2 separate regions of the Homo sapiens genome follow, and region 2 is linked to region 1. Evidence: chromatin loops called from intact Hi-C (ENCODE). Cell type or tissue: Caco-2. All regions are shown on one strand. Links, peaks and the distances in the headings refer to the core of each region. The heading gives the core; the rest is flanking DNA. Region 1 overlaps CACHD1 (cache domain containing 1). Region 2 overlaps CACHD1 (cache domain containing 1).

The links. Hi-C counts contacts between places; a loop is a spot of excess contacts. Peaks named below come from ENCODE experiments on the same cell type or tissue, not always from the same donor. Only the 100,000 strongest peaks of a DNase experiment are listed, where the experiment ranks them.
Region 2: a loop joins it to region 1, with 7 times the contacts of the local background. A loop is called at or near these places in 1 of 110 quality-filtered maps.

Annotation. Positions count from the first base shown.
Region 1 is chr1:64,594,002-64,598,396 of GRCh38, reverse strand. The region is part of intron 3 of CACHD1 (cache domain containing 1); the gene reads right to left. Among named protein-coding and RNA genes, the nearest start is that of MIR4794, 16 kb to the right of the region's middle. In Caco-2, for the core only: no CTCF peak of the experiment used is centred there; DNase peaks (open chromatin) are centred at 156, 1,966 and 2,476; H3K4me3 peaks cover 235 bases.
Region 2 is chr1:64,534,875-64,539,269 of GRCh38, reverse strand. All of the region lies in intron 1 of CACHD1 (cache domain containing 1), which reads right to left. Among named protein-coding and RNA genes, the nearest start is that of MIR4794, 43 kb to the left of the region's middle. In Caco-2, for the core only: no CTCF peak of the experiment used is centred there; a DNase peak (open chromatin) is centred at 2,189.

The DNA of each region.
Region 1 (4,395 bases), core at 138-4,137:
TCTCAACTGCCGTGAGTTCTCTCACATGTGCTGAATTTCAGCCGTGCAGCATTCACTCGCCAGTCAAGTTAGCATGAAAAGCCTAGAAATCAACCTCACTCTGCTGCTTTTCTCACTACCACTGATGTGCCGGTCAGATAAAGAAGGAGGTGTCAATAGGGGCTTAAGATATACAGGGCTGGTGGACTGGCTAGGCTAGCAGGAGTAACTACTGGAAGCAAAAGTGAAGAGTGCTTATCTTTCTACCCTTCACTAACACTCCAATGCCTGCCGCTTTTTCTGGACTCCGGACTCCACACGCAGGGATAAAACATGCTCAGCCATCCTTGTTACTTTAGCTACCTCTGGTCCCCAGAGGAAGAGTCACCTTGCCAAAGACAGGAATGCATTTTATGCCCATATGCCTTTGAGAAAAGTGACTTATAAAAAGAAACATGCTATTCGCCCTGATTTGGAGAATGTGAGAAATATAAAGCTCATACTTAGGACACTTTATAAAAACATGTCACTTATTCTTAGGGGTTACCTAAAAGATTTTTCATTAAGAAGTACATTAGCTGCCAGTCACATTTATATAATTCCGGGTTTATGGAAAGGCCAAGAAGTGGTAAAATCATAGATTTTCATACAAAATGAATGGGCAATTCAACTTAAGAGGTTTGGTTTGCTTCATTCCTCATGCCTGTGCTTTTAAAAAGTTAGTAATGACAATAGAAAACTCTGATCTAAATCTCCTTTAGACCCTGACTCTATAACTGCATTCTATGCTCATTTTCATAAGATAAAACCAGTGTCTGAAATTCAGTTTCAAGAGAAATAACTCCATCTCTCCAACCCCTGTAAGTTAAAAAAAAAAAAAAAAAAAAAAAAAACAACAAAAAAAAAACTTCCTTCTGGATTTACTTTCATGAACAACTGATCGAAACTGCATCCCGAGGGAGAAAACAGAACTGTGACTCCCACTTTGATCTCTTCCCCATGGAGAAATTCACTCCCTGCCTGGCTTGCAAGATGTTCACTTGATTGACGTTTGCTCTGATGTGCAAACTGCTTTGAACTTCAGACATTTAATTCCCATCAGGCTGCAGTCATTTTTATTCTCCTTCAACAGGATTTACAAGCAGGAGATCAGCAAATGTAGAAGATAAAATAAATTTGCAGAAGCTTTGAATCTTACATCAAAACAGTGTTCAAGTGAGTTCCAATTGGATTTCATTCAGCCTCGATTCACAGTGTAAATCAACTTTTCAGTGGAGTCCCAGTTTAGAAAGAAAGAGATATAAAGACCCCGCCTCCCCTCCAGCACCCCCCCACTCACACACCAGTTGGGGTTTACTTCCTTTCTTGGTCTTTGTTTAAATTTCCTAGGGAAGGTGATTTGCCAGGCAAATCACTCAGAAACCTGGGTTTTTCTCAATATTTCCAGAGAAGTCTGCCTCATTTATCACATAGCATATAAAAATCACACCCACAGTGTCAGTTCCAAGGGCAGTGATGAAATGTGGAATTGTTCATGGATGAATTTTTAAGGTAATGATTAAAAAGCAAATCCCTGTGGAAACTGATCATCAAGTCCACACACAAAGCCAATGTAATGATAGCTAATAGGGTAGGGAATATTCTTTACTTGTTTGCTTGTTTTTAATCACTGCTAAAATGCTGAGATAAGTGCAAAAGGTTAAAAAAAATCATTTCTTCTGAAAGCAAAACTTGGTATCAGATCAGAAGTGGGTATGGAAGAAATGCTGAGAGGCTTCTGATGGGAGGTCACAACACAAGCAGGCCTTTGCTGCCAGTGCCACTGAATTACCAAGCTTTGTTTTTAGAACAGCACACGTTTTTCTGGAAAACAAAGGCGGCAAAAACCCTTCACCAGTAGCTGCAGGAGCTGCTAAAGGAAGGTTCTGGACACTGAGAAACACTCAGGCCTACTAAGCCCCTGGGCCCTAGTAACAGCCTAACAGGGTCTGGTTTACTGTGATATGACACGGAGACATATCTCTTCACCTCTATTCAACCAGGTTCCCGCTCATTCTTTCTGGGAAGCATCTGCTCTCCAAATATTTGAGCAACACCAGTTGAAAAGAATTAAACAAGAACCTCCTTATCGTCCACTTAACCACCCATGAGAATAAAGTTAAACAAAGAAAGAGCTAAGATAAAAATCAAACATCTGCACTGGCAAATATTTAAACTCTGTTTGAATGGTAGAGGAAAGGGGCAAGAGCAGGATCACTTCAAAAAGGAACTATCACATTTATAAAGTAAATAATACTCAACCCCCCCCTCGACTGAGTTTACTTATTCAAACACCTAAATAGATGGGCCAACCAAAAAGCTGTCAAATAACATGTAATCACATTCCGAGAAATAGTTTTTCCTTCCATCTCTGCAGAGATTGGAGTGATAAGTCACATTCTTTCTTTCTTATCAGTAATAAGGATTAAACCTTCAGGGTTCAGCAACTCAGCCAGATTGGAAACAAGGGCTGGTTTCAAATGCCCTTGGAAGGTAAGGCTTTCAGAGCAATAAAGTGTCTCCCTCTCTATTAAGTCTAAGTATCACACAGACCAACCATATTTCTTTTTCGCCATTTCCCTACCACAACAGATTATGGAGAGAAGGCCCTGCTGTGACCTTGTGTCTCACTTCTATATTCAAACAGATGGTATTATCATTCAATTCACTTTCTCATAAAAGCTTGGAAAATTGCACAGGTGACATCTAGGGTGAATTGGAAGTGGGCGCACAACCACATTAAATATTTATCCTTATCTTCCTCATCACCAGGTTGGACTGGGGCACATGAAGAAAGACGGGTATCTGGAAAAATCAAAGAGAGAACAGGCTGGGGAGAGCAGCTTGGTGGGGTCTGCAGGCTGCCTCTGTGATGTTCCATAGCACCCCTGTCCATCCTGCCACTTGACCTCTAATAGGGACTTGACACACTTTACAGTTATTTATTTATATACCCTTCTCCCTTGCTTGGTAGACACAAAGGGAGAGGTCTTTTCTTATGTTTCTTTATACCCAGGGCCTAGCTCAGAGTCTCCTTGTGAAGAGCAAAAGTTTAGTCAATGTCTGCTGGATAAATACACACAGAAAGCCCAAGAGGTTGAGATTTCCCAGGACTAGAGACCGGAGACTGTAAATTGGGTGTGTTCTCTCCCCTCACACATACTGAGTATTCAGTACACAGCAGACAACTGTGAGTGGTATGACACAGACACAAAAGAGAGGCACTAACAACTAAGAGTTAGCAGATGACCTTGGAGATTAACTGGTTCCATCTACCAGCACACATGCACCGAGGAGGGAAGAGTCCTGTCCATACATCTCCCTGTTCTGTTAAAGAAACAGAAAAATATAAGATGCAGAATACTTATGGCTGATTCTACAAAAGGAATACTATCCCAATGTTAACAAGTTAATAAAGCTAGAGTGTAAAGACAGATATCTACATCATCGTACCAGATAAGTCAAGTCCCCAGAAAGAGATTATAGATAGATTTTTAAATCTGGGCCTTCTTTGAAATTGCTTTGGTATTTTTCACAATAAAAATGCACAAAAAGGTTGCTTTTCAGCTAAGACAGGTTCTATTTCTTAAAGCTGGTATAGTCTGCTAGGCAGTTTTCTACAGAGATCAGATTTTAAAAAGAAAGAAAAATCACAAAACCATCTCTATTTAAAATCCATAAAAGGCAGCTGGTGAAATTCAATAGCGTAAGCAGTGAGGCAGGTTTCCCATTCTTCCTTCAATGAAGGTCACACGAAAAACGCAGGAAGCTAGATTCTCAGCAGATCCAAATGCAGGCGCTTTCTGCTATAAGGGTACTCATCAAGACTCCTAAAGATAAAGACATCTACCTAATGCACACACACAAGCACACACAGGGAAATGGCACAAATTGCTGCAGGTCAGCCAATTTAGCAACTTTGGAGGGTCATCTAGTTACCTCAAGTAGAATTCTAAGAAGGAACACATAGTTTAGCATTTCACTTGGCAGATGAGCCATTCTAATTTTACTACTGGTCAGAGTACCATTAAAAGAAAACAGCATTTGGAATCAGAAAACCTAAATTCCAAACCTGGCTCTCCAGTAAGTCCTGCCATAACCTTTCTTTCTTTTTTTTTTTTTTTTAGACAAAGTTTTGCTCTTGCTGCCCAGGCTGGAGTGCAATGGCACGATCTCAGCTCACTGCAACCTCTGCCTCCCGAGTTCAAGCGATTCTCTTACTTCAGCCTCCCAACTAGCTGGGATTACAGGCGCCCACCATCATGCGCAGCTAATTTTTGTATTTTTTGTAGAGATGGGGTTTCACCATGTTGGACAGGCTGGTCTCGAACTCCTAACCTCAGATGATCCCCACGCCTCGGCCTCCCAAAGTGCTGG
Region 2 (4,395 bases), core at 75-4,074, 59 kb after region 1:
CATGATAAAATAGGTGCTTTAAGAATGTTTATATTCCACATGCTCAGGGCCAGGCACCCACTTTCCTAAACTGTTCCTAAGCCTTTTCGCAAAGAAAAAAATGCAGTCCATTTAGAAATCCATTAGCATCCCAAGGGTCTGTGACAACTCTAAGAACCAAATGAACAGCATCATCTTCTAGTATGATGCTTGAGAGGCTCTGACGTTGAGTTTCCCATGTGTCTTACCTCCCCCAAAAGATTATAAAGTCCTGTGAGGGGCAGTTTTATTCAGTCTTGCAATCCCTATAGCACTTGCATGAAGTAGTGTTGGAGAATGAGACTGAGAAATACTTGTTCAAAAAATAATTTTAAAATAACTTAATGGAAAACAACTGTTGGGGTTTAAAACACAGTTGCAATGTTGCATTCTGAGATGAAGATAAGTTTTCAATACTTCGAAATATGCTACTAACTGTGAGGCTGTTTTGGATGTTTTTCTGAAGAAGTGTTCATTTATATCACGTCCAAAGAGAGAATTTTCATAAATACGATTCTGGTATATTCCTTTATTCAAATAAATACTTTTTCAGTACAATCATCAAGTACAGAAAGTATAAGTCAAAACATCACAAAACCTAAATAACTAATAATATCAAATTGCAGCTCTGTGCGAACTAGCTCTACAGTCTGGTGAAGTCATTTAGCCTCCTCCCTAGGCTTAGTTTCCCTCACATAAAAAACAGGAAATTGGGTTAGATTCTATAAAATACTGTGAACCTAAAATTTCTACTCTACCATTGTGCTAGAATTTTACTGACATGCCAATTGCTAGACTTTTGAAAAGCTACTAATGCTAAGAGTCTTTCTGTCATATGATGTCTCAAGAAAATTATATTTGCTGACTTAAATTGTTTAAAAATAATTATAAATATATCTCTGAAACTGCTGCAGGGGGGAGTACCCAAATACTGATGCGCTGAATTTTTTAAGATGAAAATTTAAATAGAATCAATCTTGAAAATGATGAGTTTAAATGTGGAAATTGAAGCCATGAGTCAAAGTAGTGAGCCTTTATGGAATAAATGTGATGCTAATATGATTACATAAATGACTCCCAGGTCCTCCTGACTATATCGTTTTTCAGGCTGTCACAGCCAGGGTGCCTGTCACGCATATCGAATGCCATGGTAACAACCCTTGCCTGTAAAGGCTGCAGCACCACATGCCATGACTCTCAACAATAATTATTAACTAACATCTTGACTGAATGATGGATTTCTGGACTCAGATGCACAATATAATCTTAATAAATAAATGCTGGGTAGAAATTTTCTTAAGTTTTTAGGGTTAAAAATAAAGGAAACATAAAATGGGGAGTTAAAAAAAAAATCTTTGCCACTTACCAGCAGGGTGGCCTTGGAGAGGTTGGATTTGCCTCCATTTGCTTATTCATAAAATGTAGGTGATAATAGCTACTTCACTGGTTTTTGTGAGGCTCAATGAAAGTATAGCACTTATTTCTTGCATATAGTAAGAGCTCAATAAATAGTAACTTTTTAAAAATCCTTCAAAAAGAACATGTATTCATAGAAATAATGTCATTTGGGACTACCTGGGTCCCATTCCTAATGATAGGAACTCCTCCAAATCAGCATTTCTGAAGCCTTCGGAAGTGACAAGACTTTTGCAAAGCTATACATTTTCAGGAAATGGCTGTGGTATTAAAGATCCAGCTATGACACTGGTAGCTCCCGGTGCCTTTATAAGCTCCGCTCCCAGTCTCAACAAACTGGCCTCTTCAAGTTCAAGTTGGGTCCTTGAGAAAGTGATTTTTTCCCCCTTGTTTATAAGACCTGATGGGAACACCTGTCTGAGAACAAGCCAAATCTCCAGTTTACTTTAGCCCAAGGTTTTGGACGCACACGCCAAGGAGGCCAAAGGAGTAAACTGAAGTTAAGAAATATGTTGCAGAGGTGCTGGTCCCTCCCAATCTAGCACCGCTCAACAAACAATTTTTTTTTTTTCTGGGCAGGGCAGCATAAGTACTGGGTGAGGGGAAAACGCAATCATCGGCTAACCTTTAAAGAGAATAGGAGGGCTGGTCTGAGACACCTTCCCAGACCTAAGCAAGCAGAGTCAAAAAAGATTAAAGCCCTTTTGGTGCTGTCACTGAATATTTACTTTCACATCATGCTGCAAATACGGTGACCCTCACAGAGGGCAACAGGACTCCTGCTCACCTAGAGAGGCAGTCTAGTGTGGGGACAAAGGTCTGGGCTTTGGATTTTCCAGACTTCAGGTATGTCAGATGTGTGTAACCCAGAACAAATTATCCAAACCGTCTGAGCCTGTTTCCTCACGGGAATTTCAGCAACATGCCTCCAACCCCACAGAGACAGAATAGATTTATCATAGCCACCTATTAGGTTTGCTCTTCAAATTAAATGGCATGACCAGCTAAGACAGCATCTGGTATACTGTTTTTGCCCAATTAAATGTAGCTGGTATTAAAACTGTTGTGGTTTTCTCCGAACATCCAACATCCAGTGTTAATCACCCATACATGTTCAGTAAATGTTTAATGACTAAATAAAAGATTTGGTACAACTACTCATTTGACAGAAGAGGAAATCAAGCGTGCAGGAGGTACGTGATAAGTGACCAACCAGAGGCAGGACCGAATACTTCTCCTAACTCTCAGCCTCCCACTATTAAATTTTTTACCATGCTAATTCGTCATGTAATTTTCAAAATCTGGCTGTACTGCACACCGAACTAGAAACTAAACGATATTTATTTACCCCTCAATGCCAGTTGGAACGGAAAGGGAAAATTTATTATCCCAAACTACTGAACAAGGACAAAACCAGAACATCAAATTATTCTCCCCACCAAGTAAATATTTAATTTGGCTTGAGTTCCTGGATGGGAAGCATTGTGTAGTGGAAAGAGCATGGGTTCTGGAAGCAAGGAAGTTGGACTCTGGCTGCTGGCTCCACATTTACTCTAGAGTTGAAGGCATATTGTTTAAATGCCTGGAGACTCCATTTTCCTATCTCCAAAAATGGGTATAATAAATCTATGTTTGGGGAGGGACTACTAAGGGAGGAATACAACATTTCTTTATGGAATGATGAAAAATGTTCTAAAATTAGATCATGTGATCATTGCATAACTAGAAACTTACTAAAAACCACTGAATTGTACACTTTATATAGGAGACTTTATGGAATGTAAACCATCTCAATAACATCAACCTTATGGTCACAGCTTTGAGGACTTAATTAGTTATTACCTACGTGAGGAATACGATGGGGAGCACAATGTAGGGGCTCAATAACAGTTGCATAAATTGGATTTCTGACGCAAAGGTGGTGGTTATCAAACTTAAGGGTACAAAACACATCTTGGATTGCTTGTTATAAAAGGCAGATTCCTAGGCCCCCCACCACCACAGATGAGTCCAGAGGCCCAGAGGAAGCCAGGGGAGGTCAGCATGTGTAAGACTCATGGAGGTGGCCCTGAGGGAGGTGGCCTACTAAACATTGCTTTAAAAGTCCTTTACTAGGGGACGTTTCAAATGGAGACATTTCTACTGTCAATTTCTTGAAATGTCAGTAATGGTCTCCCTATATTGAATTTCTGTACAAATCCAAATTCCCAGAGCTGGCTGTGGTGGCTCATGCCTGTAATCCCAACACTTTGGGAGGCTGAGGTGGGTGGATCACCTGAGGTCAGGAGTACGAGACCACCCTGGCCAACATGGTGAAACTCTGCCTCTACTAAAAATACAAAATTAACCAGGTGTGGTGGCACATGCATGTAATCTCAGCTACTTGGGAAGCTGAGGCAGGAGAATCACTTGAACCCAGGAGGCAGAGGTTGCAGTGAGCCAAGATCATGCCATTGCACTCCAGCCCGGGCAACAAGAGCAAAACTCTATCTCAAAAAAAAAAAAAAACCCTCCAAATTCCCATCAAGTATACTTAAAAGTAAGCTCTGGCTAAAAGAAATTTCTTAACAAAGAGGTGGAGAAAGACGGAGGGAGAGGGAAGAAAGAAAAGCAATATCTACTACTGCTAAACCACTTAGAGGGGGCAAAAGGGACATATTCCCAATCTTTAGATATTAACCACTTTCTACTTGTGTCCACCAAGTTCAGAATTAGAGATGAAATAAGCTTTAGTGGGCTTCCTGAGAGGACAGGAGAAAGAGAAGAAGGAACGGGCACTTTGATTTGTAATGTCTCTGCCTTAACCAACCTGAAAAGTATCTACTGGTATCCCTGTTCTACAAATGAGGAAACTAAGGCTTGGCAGAATGCATGACAAAGCAACTTCCACCAAAGTCTCACATCCAATATGCAGCAGAGTGAAACTGCAATCCCACAACTCTAGGCTTCCCAAGGGCAAGG